Regions from separate parts of the Homo sapiens genome. Here region 1 is linked to region 2. A link is an interaction called in ENCODE POLR2A ChIA-PET data of the cell type or tissue named here. Cell type or tissue: K562. All regions are shown on one strand.

Region 1 (8,000 bases), 200 kb after region 2:
CTGGGACTGTCAGTGTTATTGTTACCTGGGTATTTCTTCCACTATATAAATTTAAAGTTTATCCCAGAGTGACAGCAGGAGAATGCTAACTTTGGAATTATGTAACACTTTCATTAGAGAGGCAAACTTGACAATTATTTGGAAAGTTTTTAAGTGTTTTATGTTTATTATTTTTAATGTCTGGAAGCATTTTTTTTTCAGCTGTATGTACAGTTGTGTTCTCTTATCTTATTTACATTTCTTTCTCTTTTTTTTGAGACGGAGTCTCACTCTGTAGCCCAGGCTAGAGTGCAGTGGCATGATCTCGGCTTGCTGCAACCTCTGCCTCCTGGGTTCAAGTGATTCTTCTGCCTCAGCCTCCGGAGTAGCTGGAATTACAGGTGCCCACCACCACGCCTGGCTAATTTTTGTATTTTTAGTAGAGACGGGGGGTTTCACCATGTTGGCCAGGCTGGTCTCGATTTCCTGACCTCAGGTGATCACCTGCTTTGGCCTCCCGAAGTGCTGGGATTACAGGTGTGAGCCACCGCACCCGGCCCCTTACTTAGATTTCTTCATTTCCCACTTTCGTTTTCAGTTTGTCTGTTTCATTCAGTGGTCAGGAGATGGTCAACAAGCCCAAACAGAGAGGTAATAGCAAAACCAAGCAAACAAAAAACATAAACTTTGCTATTTGTATTAGTTTCTTGTGGCTGCCATAACAAATTACCCCAAACAGACTTTGAGGCTTAAAACAACAGAAATTTATTCTTTCACTTCTGGAGGCCAGAAGTCTGAAATCAGGGTGTTGGCAGGACTGAACTTGCTCCAGAGGCTTTAGGGGCAATCATCCCTTGCCTCTCCCAGCTTCTGGTGGCTGCTGACATTCCTTGACCGTAACCCTCCAGTCTCTTCTTCCATTTTCACATTGCCGTCTTCTCTGTATGTGTGTTAAATGTCTGCTTTTCTCTTATAAGGATATTTGTGATGGCGTTTAGGGCCTATGTATAATCTCATCTCAAAATCCTTAATAACATATGCAAAGACTGTTTTTCCAAATAAGTGAACATTCACAGGATCTGGGTATTAGGCTATGGACCCATCTTTGGCTAGAAATCTATTTCATGATAACTGTGTGTATATGTGTTTGGGAAAGGGGATTTCCCCCCTCCTCTCTTCCTCTTCTACCCCCTCTTTCCCTTCCTTCCTTCTCCTCTTCCCTCCCTTTCTCCTTTCCCTCCCACCCTCTTTTTTTTTCTTCTTCTTCTCTCTCTTTTTTTTTTTTTTTTAAATAGATTGGGTCTCTTGCTGTGTTGTCCAGGCTGGTCAACATACCAGATTACCAGATTACTCCTGGGCTCAAGGGATCCTCCTACCTCAGCCGCCCCTTCCCACTTTGACCCCAGCCCCAGTTAAAATTACTTGTTTTGGCCGGCCATGGTGGCTCATGACTGTAATCCCAGCAGTTTGGGAGGCCGAGGTGGGTAGATCACTTGAGCTCAGGAGTTTGAGGCCAGCCTGGGCAACATGGTGAGACTGTCTCTACTAAAATACGAAAAATTAGCCGAGTGTGGTGGCATGTGCCTGTAGTCCCAGCTACTTGGGAGGCTGAGGCAGGAGAATTGCTTGAACCCAGGAGGTGGAGGTTGCAGTGAGCTGAGATTGTGTCACTGCTCTGTTTCAAAAATAAATAAATAAATAAATAAAATTACCTGTTTAATTAACAGTAAGTCAGGCTGGGCACTGTGGCTTAAGCCTGTAATCCCACTTTGGGAGGCCAAGGCGGGCGGATCACTTGAGACCAGGAGTTCGAGACCAGCCTGGCCAACATGGTGAAACCCTGTTTCTACTAAAAATACAAAAATTAGCCAGGCATGGTGGTGGACACCTGTAGTCCCAGCTACTTCAGAGGCTGAGGCATGAGAATCGCTTGAACCCAGGAGGCGGAGGTTGCAGTGACCCAGGATTGTGCCACTGTACTCCAGGCTAGGTGAGATTGTGACACTGTACTCCACCCTGTCTCAAAAAATCAAAAAACAAACAAACAAAAAAACCCAGTAAATCAAAGTCTGTACATTTTAAATTAAGGACTTACGGTTATAAAGAGAAATCAATTTGTTTTTGTGGGTTTTTTTGCTAGCCTGTACAGGGAGTTAATACGTAGCATAAAAAGAATGTCAGGGAGCTCTCTGAGTCTGAATCTTTTCTGATTCTGAGGGCTGCCAGATTCAGAAGTAGCTCTTTGTTCAACTAAGCTCTTTATTCCTCTAAAGAAAAAAAAAAAAGGAATGTTATTTTTGGATTTTTAGGAGGTCCTTAAAGTGCCAATCCATACATTGAAAAAGAAATTTTGAGTTTAAATTTAAAATATTTAAAAACGTTAAGAACATGATGTTATATCATAAGATCAAAGTAATGTAACATAGGATAGAGATGTAATGAAAGAAAAGGAATAAGTAGCCTAAGGTAATAATATTAGGAATGTAATTTTTTTTTTTTTTTTGAGATGGGAGTCTTAACTCTTGTTGCCCAGGCTGGAGTGCGGTGGTGCGATCTTGGCTCACTGCAATCTCCACCTCCCGGGTTCAAGCGATTCTCCTGCCTCAGCCTCCCAAGTAGCTGGGATTACAGGTGCCTACCACCACGCTAATTTTTTTTATTTTTAGTAGAGACGGAGTTTCACCATGTAGGCCAGGCTGGTCTCGAACTCCTGACCTCAGGTGATCCACCTGCCTCAGCCTCCCAAAGTGCTGGGATTACAGGCATAAAGGAATGTAATTTTAAAAGGGAGGGTTTTATGCTCAATTCCACATAAAGAGGACAAAAAACTTCAGACAAGGGAGTTCAGAGTTTTGGATTCCACCACTGTTTCTGCTGCTTACAGGTTCATGAGGCAGTGCCTTCTCTTTTGTTTAATTTCCTCAACTTTAAAATAAGGATTACATTTAATGATCTGTGATACTCTATCCTTTGTAGCATCTTTTGTTATATATTTTCTTGCATTTCCAAGAGAGAATCGTGTCTGTCCAATAGAGTGAAACCAAATGTGAAGTCTCTTCCAATAGCAAATTCTTTAACTATTGGAAGTTCGTTGCTTTTGCTTAGAGCTGTAAAATGAACCAACCCTGAGTTTGTGTACAGTGTCTAAATAACTTCTTAGGAAAGAGATGACACAGCCAGAAAATCAAATGAATCTTTCTGCCTATACTGTTGTCACAAACAGGGTAAGATTTTTTAGGTAAGGCAAGATCACTGTGATTTGAAATGCTTTTCCCTCAAAACTGAAATTTTTTTTCTAATGGAAAAAGTTGGGGGCAAGAATGAAGAATTTGTGTCTAATTTTAGCTTAATGTCTTGAACATTTTTTATATAAGCATTTAAAAATATGTATTTAAACATTTTACTATACTTTTAAATGTAAGCTTTGTATCTGCTTTTGATTCTTATCAAATTATATGTAAGCTATTATTAAACTAACATAAAAACATGTATTCACCTTTTAAATAAGCTTGTATTGAAATAGTTTACAGTTACAGTGTAGTTAAACTTATTGTTCACATGTTGTTTGTTTCTCATTTTTCGTTTCTGTAGACAACAAACTTATACTATTTTTAAAAGTAGAGTTTGCTTCTTTCCCCCCTGTATGTAATTCTTGGGTGAGCACCTAAGAAAAATTATTCAGATTAGGCTGTGGCCAATCTTATGACCTCTTTTATACTTTATCCAGGAACAGTCTGAAGACACATATGATTTTACAGCTGTGCCTGACTGAATATGTCTTTATCTTCTCATAACCCAGATAACACTTGGTTTTATTGTTTAGATTTTTTTTGGTAGCTTAATATGTATGAAGTCGTATCTTAAGAATATTGCAATTTATATTTCTCCAATTAGTAGTGAGACAGTCTTTTTTCTCAAGTGCCGATTGAATCTCTGTGGTTTAAACTGCCTGTTTTTATCCTTTGACAGGTTTATGAGTTAGTCATTGTTTGCTCCCTAATAATAGATGATCGGGAAATGTTGAATTGGTTTGGTTTATATTATAAACATTGTTTTATTTATCATAATTCTTGCAGATATTGCCTGAATTTATAATATTTTAATCTTAGATTTGTTTTTTTCATTGCATGAAAGTTTATTTTACATAATTGGATTTGTCAAATTCTTGTTTATGCTTTCTTTGAATTGACCATAAATTCATCTCTTTTCCATAGTGAGATAAGCTTACTGTTCTGTTTTCTCCAAAGTTTTTTGAATGTTTAGTTTTTTAATATATTTATAATTACTTACAGCATATGTTGATGTGGATATTTTTTGCATGTTGGTATTCAGTTTTTCTGACAATGTTTTCTAAATACTGATTTTTTCTCCATTTATTTCATATTTTAAATACTTTATAGATTTGATCTTTTTTTGGCATTTCTAATCTCTTAGGGTTTTTTTTGTATTTTTTATTGTAAAATATACGTAAGATAAAATTAACTGTTTTAACCATTTTTAAGTAAGGTAGTACCCCCACCATCTGTAGTTTTGCTTTTGGCGGTTTTAGTTACCTTCTATCAACCTTGGTCTGAAAATATTAAATGGAAAATTTCACAGGCAAATAATTCATCAGTTTAAAATTGTGCACTGATCTGAGTAGTGTGATGAAGTCTCTCTCCATTTTGCTCTTTCCTGCCTGGGTCATGAATCATCCCTTTATCCAACATATTCATGTTGTAGACACTTCCCGCCTGTTACTCACTTAGGAGCCGTCTTGGTTATCAGATCATTTGTTGAGGTATCTGCAGTACTTGTGTGTTCGAGTAACTCTTTTTTGTTTTTTTTTTTTGAGACAGAGTTTCACTCTTGCCCAGGCTGGAGTGCAATGGCGTGATCTCAGCTCACTGCAACCTCCGCCTCCCGGGTCCTGGTTCAAGCAGTTCTCCTGCCTCAGCCTCTTGAGTATCTGGGATTACAGGCATGCGCCACCATGCCCAGCTAATTTTTGTATTTTTAGTAGAGATGGGGTTTCACCATGTTCGCCAGGCTGGCCTTGAACTCCTGACCTCATGATCCGCCCGCCTCGGCCTCCCAGAGTGCTGGGATTACAGGCATGAGCCACTGCACCCAGCCTGAGTAACTCTTATTTTACTTAATGGCCCTGAAGAGCAAGAGTAGTGTTGCTGGCAATACAGATACACCAAAGAGAAGTGCATTAAGTGAAAAGGTAAAAGTTCTCCACTAAATAAGGAAAGAAAAAAAATCATATGCTGAGATTGTTAAGATCTACGGTAGGGCTGGGTGTTGTGGCTCACACCTGTAATCCCAGCACTTTGGGAGGCCGAGGCGGGCGGATCATGATCCAGACTATCCTGGTCAACATGCTGAAACCCCGTCTCTACTAAAAATACAAAAATTAGCTGGGCGTGGTGGCACGCATCTGTAGTCCCAGCTACTCAGGAGGCTGAGGCAGGGGAATCGCTTGAACCCAGGAGGCGGAGGTTGCAGTGAGCTGAGATCTCACCACTGCACTCCAGCCTGGTGACAGGGAGAGACTCCATCTCAAAAAGAAAGAAAAAAAATCTATGGTAAGAACTAATCTTCTGTCCATGAACTTTTGAAGAAGGAAAAGAAATTCATGCTAGTTTTTCTGTCACACCTCAAACTCCAGGTTTTGGCCACACAGTGTGTGAAAACTGCTGAGTTAAAATTTATCATAGGTATATATGTATAGGAAAAAAGACAGTCTATATGGGTACCATCTGTGGGTTCAGGGGTCAACTGGGGGTCTTGCAGTGTATCCCCCCCTTGGAAGGGGAGACTACTGTATACAATTCAGTGGAATTAAGTACATTTACAATGATCTGCAGTCATCATCACTATTATCTAGTCTCTTTATTTAAGGTATTTTCACTTCAACCTGCAACATTATTGCTGTTACTCTTGGACAAATTGTTTAAATCTCTGAATCCCAGTTTCCTTGTTTGTAGCATGAGGATGATAATACCACCTGCGTCTTAGTTGTGGAGACAAAATTTGATGAGATAGTGAATATAAAAATTACTTGGAGCTGGATGCAGTGGCACATGCCTGTAGTCCCAGCTGCTTGGGAGGCTGAGGTGGGAGGATTGCTTGAGCCCAGGAGTTTGAGACCAGCTTGGGCAACATAATAAGACCCTCATGTCTTAAAAAAATAAAAAAAATAAAAACTAAAAACTTTGTGTATTATATATGCTCAGTAAATGATAGTTCTCTTATCTTTCCCACTATTATTGGTTTTAAAGAATGGTGTAGACAGGTTTTCCTTAAATGGCCTCTGTTGTTCTCCTTTCTCCCAAAATATTCATTATTAATTTTGTCTAATTTTCATTAAGAAATTTGTAGGTATTGGAGTAAACCTTTGTTCACTTCTTTTTTTTTTTTTGAGGCAGAGTCTCGCTGTCTCGCAGGCTCTATATATTTATATATATATATATAGAGAGAGAGAGAGAGAGAGGATGGCTTGCTTCCCTCTCTACCTAACTGCATGTTGAAAAATAAGCATTTGTTAATCTTAAACATCTGTCACATGAGTCATACACTGGGTTGTTTTTTATATACGTGTATGCACACATTATTTGAAATTGAAAGCAACGTCTCAATGGATTTGAAACTATTAAAGGCTATTGTCTAAAACGTGAAAAATGTATAACTAAAAATAAATGCACATATTAATATTTAAAGTGCATAATTAAGAAAACCTATTGGTGTTTTGTTTTTCTTGTATACCAATAATTAAGCCACTACTGTTGACACTATTTGGCTTTCTGTTTTAACATTGAATGAGTGAAAGTACTTCTTATATTTATGAATTTGCTGCTAAAATCTTGGCCAAAAAAAAAAAATTGTCTAAAATGTGTGGGTGAAAAATGTTAATCATGTATGTTTCTACCTTCCCCCCCAAAGTTGGACACCAACTATATACCGTAGGTTGCTTAAGGTGATTTCACTATTGTTAAATCAATAAGATAAAAATGAAATAGTTGTGTATATGCAACATTGTGTACAGAGGAGATAATGAATAGTATTAAACGTTCTCATCTTCCTTTACCTTTTGTTCCCTAATACCTATTCTACCTTTTAAAATTTCAGACTTCACTGCTCTTTGAATTCATAATTCAAATTTGCACATTATTATTATTGGAAAATCATATCTAATAAAGGTTTTAGGCCGGATGTGGTGGCTCACACCTGTAATCCCAGCACTTTGAGAGGCCGAGGCTGGTGGATCACTTGAGGCCAGGAGTCTGGGACCATCCTGGCCAACATGGCAAAACCCCATCGCTACAAAAATTAACCAGGTGTGGTGGCGCACACCTGTAATCCCAGCTACCTGGGAGGCTGAGGCATGAGAATTGCTTAAACTGGGGAGGTGGAAGTTGCGGTGAGCCGAGATTACGCCGCTGTGCTCCAGCCTGGGTGACAGAGCAAGATGCTGTCTCCAAAAAAAAAAAAAAAAAAAAAGGTTTTAGTTATTTCCCCCCCCAAAAAAAATTAAAAATAAAAAAAAATATATATATATATAAGGCACTTTGGAAAGTGTAGTAAATAAACTTAAAATACAATGTAGTCAGTGAGCAAATCTATGGACTACCTTTTTTCTATGTGGGACTGTGTCATAGATATCCAGTTAACTCCTGAATATCTCTGTACATACTTAGCTGCATGCAAATTCTCTTTCTAGGACCTATAAATCAGACTTTGCCTTACTTAGACACTTCTTTTGAAGTTGTAATTAAGAGTGATATATGCCTTGTTTTCATGGAAAACAATTTGACCTTTATTCTGTGCTTTTTTTTTTTTTTTTTGAGATGGAGCGTTAGTCAGTTTCCTGTCGCCCAGCCTGGAGTGCAGTGGTGCAATCTCGGCTCACTGCAACCTCCGCCTTCTGAGTTTAAGCAGTTTTCCTCCCTCAGCCTCCTGAGTAGCAGGAATTACAGGCGCGTGCCACCACGCCAGATTAATTTTTTGTATTTTTAAGAGAGACAGAGTTTGACCAT
Region 2 (8,000 bases):
GTTGCGGTGAGCCAAGATCGTGCCATTGCACTCCAGCCTGGGCAACAAGAACAAAACTTCGTTTCAAAAAAAAAAAAGGTGGTCACTTATAAATGAAAAAATAAAAGACAAGAGCAATACTTGAGCTTAGAATTCTGGGTCACAGACATAAATAATCGGCAAGTGGTTGTTCGCCTTATATTTACAAAGGAGTAGAGGAACAAGGGGTTTAGAAGGAGGGTAAATGTTTGTTAGCTCCTTAACCACTCGCCCTACACATTTAGGAAAAGCAAAGAGAGGAAACAAATTTTTTTTTTTTTTTTTGAGACGGAGTCTCACTCTGTCACGCAAGCTGGAGTGCAGTGGCGCGATCTCGGCTCACTGCAAGCTCCGCCTCCCGGGTTCATGCCATTCTCCTGCCTCAGCCTCCAGAGTAGCTGGGATTACAGGCGCCCGCCACCACGCCTGGCTAATTTTTTGTATTTTTAGTAGAGACGGTGCTTCACCGTGTTAGCCAGGATGGTCTCGATCTCCTGACCTCGTGATCCGCCCGCCTCGGCCTCCCAAAGTGTTGGGATTACAGGCGTGAGCCACTGCGGCCGGCAAAACAAAAAATTTGTCCTTGTTCACTGATGGCCAAATAAAATGAGGAAACTAGTTTTACATTTTTCTGCATGTTTTGAAGGTAACTCCACTATCCCAACACACTAGAATGTAAGCTCCATAATGGCAAATATTTTTGTCTGTCTTGTTCACTACTATATCCCAAGCAACCAGAACAGTGCCTGACATAGATTAATCATTTAATAGATATGTTAAGTAAATGAATGAATGAACTGACTCAGTAGATGAAAGATGTCTTTCTTGTATTAAGTGAAAAACAAAACAAAAAAACACGTTGTAAACTATGACCTTGGTTCTGTACTGAAAGTAAGTATTGGCTTGAAAAAAGCACAGTAAACAGTGGCAAATGGTTAACAGTGATGATCTCTGCAGGGTGCAGGAGGATACAGGAGATCAGAGCTTTCTGAAACAATGGAAATTTTTAAAATAATAAACATATATTACTTTTAAAACAGAAAAGAGCGTGTAATATATGTATGGTCATGGATGAGATAGATAGTTCTATCTTCTTAAGGGAAAGCAGGCACTGATCTAGGAATCAAAAGTTTGAGCATGAAAAAAAAAAAAAGTTTGGCCACTACCTGGCTATTAGCACTTGATTTCTTTGAGCCTGTTTCTTCCCAGTAAAATGGAGTTGACAGTGCCTGCTTCACAAAGCCGTTTTGTGAATTAAATGAATCAGAAATCAGAAAGGAATAGCTTAAAAGCTGCAATTTAAAGAACAGGAAAAGATGCCTGCCTACCAATATGCCATGTCCTTTCTTCCCAGGGACCAAAGATCCCTAACCCCTTCCAAGCTTACCTCCTCCACGGGGATGAAGGCGCTGGGCCCTCGAGGGCCTCGCCGAGCCCGGCTCTCCCTCTGCTCCTGGGAGGAAACATATGAGGTTAGTCCGTAGTAGAAGGGAGAATAAAGAGGATTATTACCTATCCAGCCTCTTCCTCCTATCCAAGGGGCTACACTGAAGTGTTAAACCCACCTTTCTAGCATACTTTGGATGGTGGAGCCAGATGGGAGATATACACATGTTTGGAAGGGTAATCAAGAAAGAGGGCTCACTCCAGGCTGAGTTCTTCAGGAACTGGGTTGGGACCCAAGAATCCCAGCATTGCGGGATGGGAGGGTCCTGGAAAAGGAACTATATAGCCATCATGCTGCACATCTCCAGGAGGCCACCTTCTTAGTGGTCCCAGAGAACTTATACAAGAACACACCACAGTTTGCACCCTGAAGCCAGGTAACCAAGTACCCCAGATGCTTCAGAAGCAGCTTCAATTTCTCTCACATGTTCGTTCGTTCCTTCCTTCCTTCCTTTCTTCCTCCTCCTCCTCCTTCTTCCTTCCTTCCTTCCTTCTCCTTCCTTCTTTTGCTTCTTTTTTTTTTTGAGACGGAGTATCGCTCTTGTTGCCCAGGCTGGAGTGCAATGGTGCGATCTCAGCTCATTGCAACCTCTGCCTCCTGGGTTCAAGCGATTCTCCTGCCTCAGCCTCCCGAGTAGCTGGGATTACAGGCATGCACAACCACGCTCACCTAATTTTATATTTTTAGTAGAAACTGGGTTTCTCCATGTTGGCCAGGCTGGTCTCGAATCCCCAACCTCAGGTGATCCGCCCACCTCAGCCTCCCAAAGTGCTGGGATTACTGGAATGAGCCACCACGCCTGGCCTCTTCTTTAGTGGTGCAGTCATAGCTCACTATAGCCTCAAACTGCTGGGCTCAATGGATCCTCCTGCCTTGGCCTCCCAAAGCACTGGGATTACAGATGGGAGTCACCATGCCTGGCTGCTTATCTGTCCTCCCACCACCACCACCTCATTAACTACCACCCCCTCTTGTCTGGACCACTACTCACAACCTCGCCAGTTGTCCCCCGGCCTCCTTAGCCCTGGCCTCTCCTATCCATCCTCTACCCAGTAGCCACATTAACTTTCTGAATATAAATCCGATCAACTGGCTTAAAACCCTACCTCCCCCTCCCATGGGCTTCCAGATACAACTGGCCCAGTCCCAGTGGTCACTCCTTTTGCAAAGCTAAACCACAATAGTCTAGGAACCTTTTTCTGGCCCTCACCTATGACCCCAAAATTCCCAGGGCTTTTGCTTCTAAAAACACTGTCATCAAATTGTCTGTTTTGTTTCCCTGACACCAGATCACATTTAGTGGAGAGCAGCGCCAGGTCATTCATACTAGTCTGTGAATGAAGACAGAGAAAGCAGAAAGGCACGGAGGGAATCTGAGCAGGGTGTACAAGGCTGATGGGAGCAACTGTTTTGACCTGTTATATGCTGCAGCCTCTTTAGAAACCACTAATATCAGGTACTCACTACATCTGCTTCTCCTAGTCCTAGAGATGGGGTTCAGGAAGGATGCTCTACTTATTAATTTATTTTGTTAATCTGAGAGTGGAGGTGGCTCTCAGCACTGGTCTTGTTTACAGTTTACCCAAATCAGAGCCATGCTCTCACTGGACAGGGATAGGAGGCGCCCAGTTCTCCCCTTCCCATTAAGATCCAGACTTAGTACCAGCCCTCAGGTATCCGGGAACCAAAAACTATAATTGAACCTTCCTTCTCAGATGGCCAAAAGCCCACTGAGGAGGCAGAGCTCTGGGACTCCAGAAGACTACAAAGTCTCTGGAATAGGTACCAATTCTGCAACTAACTTGCTATGTGGCTCTGGGAAAGTTAAAGGCCTAAACTCTCTTTACCTACTAAACTGGTAGGTAAAGTAGCCCAGCTACCTTCAAAAAGGGAGTTGAGCTGACCGTGCAGGCCCCCTTCAGCCCACACTTCTGGGAACTTCCGGGCCAGGCTGGTCCAAGTTCAGCGTAGTAACCAACACAATCCCTGAGCACTCCCCTTTGGAGCTTCCCTCCCCCTCACCAAAGAAAAAGCCCAACAGCTCTGTATAGGAGATAAGGATTGCTGACTCCACAAACTGGGCCTCCACCTCAGGGGACCTGAGGACAGAATAGCAAGCCACAGCAGGGTAGGGTGGAGCAAAACTGGGGGAGGCAGAGACGGCCCATCAGGGGTGCTAGGGAAGGATAGGAATAGCCTTGGGAATCCCAACTCACTCCAAAATCTGACCCAGGAATTGTCAAAAGAAGGAGCTCTAAGTCATCGGTCTGGATCCATCAACACTTTCAGCAATAACAACAACAACAACAATATACAATGCAGTTAAAAGATAGGGGCCCTTGGCTGGCGCAGCAGCTCATCCCAGCACGTTGGGACACTGAGGCAAGAGGATCGCTTGAGGCCAGGAATTCGAGACCAGCCTGGGCAACACAGTGAGACCCCTGTCTCCACAAACAGTAAATTAGCTGGGCATGGTAGCACACAACCTGTAGTCCCAGCTACTCAGGAGGCTGAGGCAGGAGGACTGCCTGAGCCCAGGAGTTTGAGGTTACAGCAAGCTATGATCGCACCACGGCATTCCAGCCTGAGCAACAGGGCAAGACCCTGTCTCAAAAAAAAAAAAAAAAAAAAAGATGGGGCTCTTGACACAAATTGCATGAGCTCAAATGACAGCTCCACCACCTGCTATCCCTTAGCTTTATGAGCCTCAGTTTCTTTACCAAATAATGGGGATAGCAGTAACTACTTCCACTGGCCAGTGATGAGGATTTCATGAGATAACACTGTGTAGCTTACCTCAATACCTCCATAACAATAAGCACTTAATAAAAAGTCAGGTATCATTAACCTCCTTGCTGTATCAAACAAGGGCTTCTCAACCCAAGCGGTACATTAGAATCCTTTGAGAAGCTTTACAAAAATAACAATGCCAAGGTCCCACCTCCCGCAATTCTAATTTAGTTATCTGGGGTGGGGCCCCAGCATAACAGCCAGGGTGAGGACCATTGTTTACACCATTTATTGATCACTTTCTCAAGTATAAGGCACTATGCTAAGTGCTTTCTAGGTGGAAACAGAATTAATTTGTTCACTCAACAAATATTTTTGATGGCTATATTGCAAGCAGCAAGAATACAGCAGTGAAAAGACAAAGCCCTTGGCCTTCATATAATTCAGAATCTGATAAACAGGATTTCAAAGCACAGATTCTATAAAGTGAGTGAAATAAACAGTAACTGTATGATGGGGAGGGAGAGTGTGCAATATTTTAGTGTAAGTAGACAGGAGAAGCCATTGAGGAGGTGGTCTTTGAGCTGTTATCTAAATGATGAGAAGACAGCAAGGCCTGTAAAGATCTAGGGGGCCTAAGTGGGGTGGTTCACACCTGTAACCCCGGTACTTTGGAAGGCTTGGTGGTGGAGGATCACCTGAGGCTAGGAATTTGAGAACAGTCTGGACAACACAGCAGGACACCCTCTCTTAAAAAACAAACAGGCCGGGCGCAGTGGCTCACGCCTGAAATCCCAGCACTTTGAGAGGCCGAGGCAGGCGGATCACCAGAGGTTGGGAGTTCGAGACCAGCCTGACCAACATGGAGAAACCCCGTCTCTACTAAAAATACAAAAAATTAGCCAGGCATGGTGGTGCATGCCTGTAGTCCCAGCTACTCGGGGGGCTGAGGCAGGAGAATTGCTTGAACCCAGGAGGTGGAGGTTGTGGTGAGCTGAGATCGCACCATTGCACTCCAGCCTGGGCAACAAGAGTGAAACTCCGTCTCAAAACAAACAAACACACACCCCAAAAACTAGGGGGACCAGCATTCCAGCCAGAGGGAACGCGAGTATAAAGCCCTGAAGGCAAAACCAAGTAGATTTGAATCCATGGCTCCAATACCCTGAATGCTTCCCCGATCCTGACAGAGGAAGCAGGCAGGGCAGCATACCACTGCCAAGAAATGACCCCTCCAAGTCAGCCCTCCCTGCCCAATTCCCTGGACTGGGGAGTCAGTAATAACAATGGTGCATAACAAGGCTGGTTACCACTGGCTAAGCATTAATTTCACATGCACTACCTGGACTTTAGGGCAGAAGCTACTACTAGGGCTTCCATTTTACAGATGAGGAACAAGGCTCAGAGAGGTCAACTCACTTCTGGCTACTCAGGCAGGAAGGCAGTAGCAGGGCTGGGATACAACCCAGGTTTCTGCAAGTGCAGAAATGATTCCCCATTCTCTAAACTTCTCAAGGTCTCAATAGTCTCCAGGCTGCTGCATCTGGGACTCACCAAGAATGAGAAGCTCCAGTCACAGCACCTGTCACACTTGGGGGCACACACTGAATCTAGTTCTTTGTTGTTACCCCAGTGCCTAGCATAGCACAGTCCAACAGAATTTTCTGCGATGATGGAATGTTTTATATCTGTACTGTCCAAGAAATGTGAGTCTCTAGTCACTGTGGCTGAGCATTTGAAATGTGACAAATGCAACAAAAAATTTTCATTTTATTTAATTTTAATTTATCTAAATTTAAATAGCCACATGTAGTGAGGGGTTACCATATTGGATGGTACAGGTTCAGTAGACCTGATAAAGGCATGATTCCAGTTCCACGTAACAGAACAAGAAAAGTGCAACACAGAGGGGTCAGGTCACCTGTCCAAAATAACAGCTAGTGTGGGACAGAGGGAGAACCAGTGTTGGGTATTTTTATAATTTCAACTAAACAGATCACATGGGGCAACAGGAACACTAAAGTTAACCCTTTAGGTGGTCATTCAACATGAAGGTCTTCACACAAACTGTAAAAAGAGGATAATGGCCCCAGACCTGTGCCTGGCTCCTAATTTTTTCTTTTTTTTTCTTTTTTTCTTTGAGATGGAGTCTCGCTCTGTCACCCAGGCTGGAGTGCAGTTGCGTGATCTTGGCTCACTGCAACCTCCGCCTCCTGAGTTCAGGCAATTCTCCTGCCTCAGCCTCCTAAGTAGCTGGGAGTATAGGCATGCGCCACCAAGCCCGGCTAATTTTTGTATTTTTAGTAGAGACATAACCTGCTCACCTTGGCCTCCCAATATGCTGGGATTATGGGCGTTTGAGCCACCGTGCCTGGCCTTTTTTTTTTTTTTTTTTAAATAGAGATGAGGTCTCACTGTGTTGCCAAGGCTGGTCTCAAACTCCTGGGCTCAAGCGATCTTCCCACTTCAGCCTCCCAAAGTGCTGGGATTACAGGCATGAGCCACCATGCCTGGCATGGATCCTAATTTAAGCACTTACTATATGTTAACTTTTAAATTAGCTCAGGTACTTGCACACAGGTTCCATCTAATTTTCATCTGTTTTGGGGCGGCGGCAGAGTCTCTATTTTGCACACAAGACTAAGGGTTCAAAGGTTAGGCACCAGCTGACAAGTAGCCAATCTGAGATCTGAACCCACGGCTGCCTGGCTTCTAAGGTCCATTCCACTTCATAATAACAGCTTTGGGAAGCAGCCCCAGCCTTGGAGAGTTGAACCCAGCTCAGTCTGGCTTCCAAGGGTTCTGTCTACTACCCATATCGGCTTCTTGGAGAAGCCCCAGACTTTATTCTCGGTTACCCTATATTATCCTTTATAGAGCCTGTAAGTCCCTGGTCTCAGCTACAGACACCTGGTTACCCACTCTGCCAGCTGGGAAGGAACAGACACTATTTCTCCTTCCCTCACCCCCAGCTGAATTCAGATATTTTCCTGGGTTTATGCCTGAGAAGACGATACGGAAATACAGCCCAAGCAGCCCAGGACCTCCAGCCTTGGAGTGGGCAGGGTGGAGGGGGTGTGAGTGAGTGGTGCCATACACTTGTCTGCCCATCATGAGCTGGGAACCACGCTAAGTGCTTTACACATCTGATTGTGCCAATTCCTCCCAACCACCCAGAGGGAAACAGTTCTTATAATCCCTTCTTCGGAAACAGGTCAGAGAGGCTCAGAAAGGTCCTCTTCCAAATGGGCACAATTCAGATCTGACTCCACGGCTGGAATAGTTCACAAGGGTCAGCTAAGCCAGCAAGGGGCAACTAGTCACGAACACTTATTAGGTGCAAAGAGCAGTGCTGGGGATGAGACTTGCAGGGTATCTCCAGCAAGGGACTATTTCACATAATTGGGACCAAAGCTCCTACAATGGAGGGAATGGAGGAGGGTGTGCAAGGGGACTTATCTAGTGGGGGAGGAAGGGCTTCCCTGAAGAAGAAATGATGTCTGAGAAAGTTTGTTTTGTTTTGTTTTTTTTGAGACGGAGTCTCACTCTGTCACCCAGGCTGGAGTACAGTGAAGCGATCTCGGCTCACTGCAACCTCTGCCTCCCAGGTTCAAGCAATTCTCCTACCTCAGCCTCCGGAGTAGCTGGGAGTACAGGCGTGTGCCACCACGCAGGGTTAATTTTTTGTATTTTTAGTAGAGACGGGGTTTCACCGTATTAGCCAGAATGGTCTCAATCTCCTGACCTTGTGATCCACCTACCTCGGCCTCCCAAAGTGCTTGGATTACAGGTGCGAGCCACCGCG

What was found. ChIA-PET counts read pairs that join two places held together with the same protein. Peaks named below come from ENCODE experiments on the same cell type or tissue, not always from the same donor. Only the 100,000 strongest peaks of a DNase experiment are listed, where the experiment ranks them.
Region 1: POLR2A ChIA-PET joins it to region 2 with 6 read pairs; 5 of 35 experiments call an interaction of 5 or more read pairs at or near these places.

The regions. Positions count from the first base shown.
Region 1 is chr1:28,062,817-28,070,816 of GRCh38, reverse strand. The region is part of intron 1 of EYA3 (EYA transcriptional coactivator and phosphatase 3); the gene reads left to right. Among named protein-coding and RNA genes, the nearest start is that of EYA3, 22 kb to the left of the region's middle. In K562, no CTCF peak of the experiment used is centred here; a DNase peak (open chromatin) is centred at 4,716.
Region 2 is chr1:28,262,654-28,270,653 of GRCh38, reverse strand. SESN2 (sestrin 2) reads right to left here. Exons shown (of 10, transcript NM_031459.5): 2 at 1,406-1,471. Among named protein-coding and RNA genes, the nearest start is that of SESN2, 7.1 kb to the right of the region's middle. In K562, no CTCF peak of the experiment used is centred here; a DNase peak (open chromatin) is centred at 3,503; H3K4me3 peaks cover 842 bases.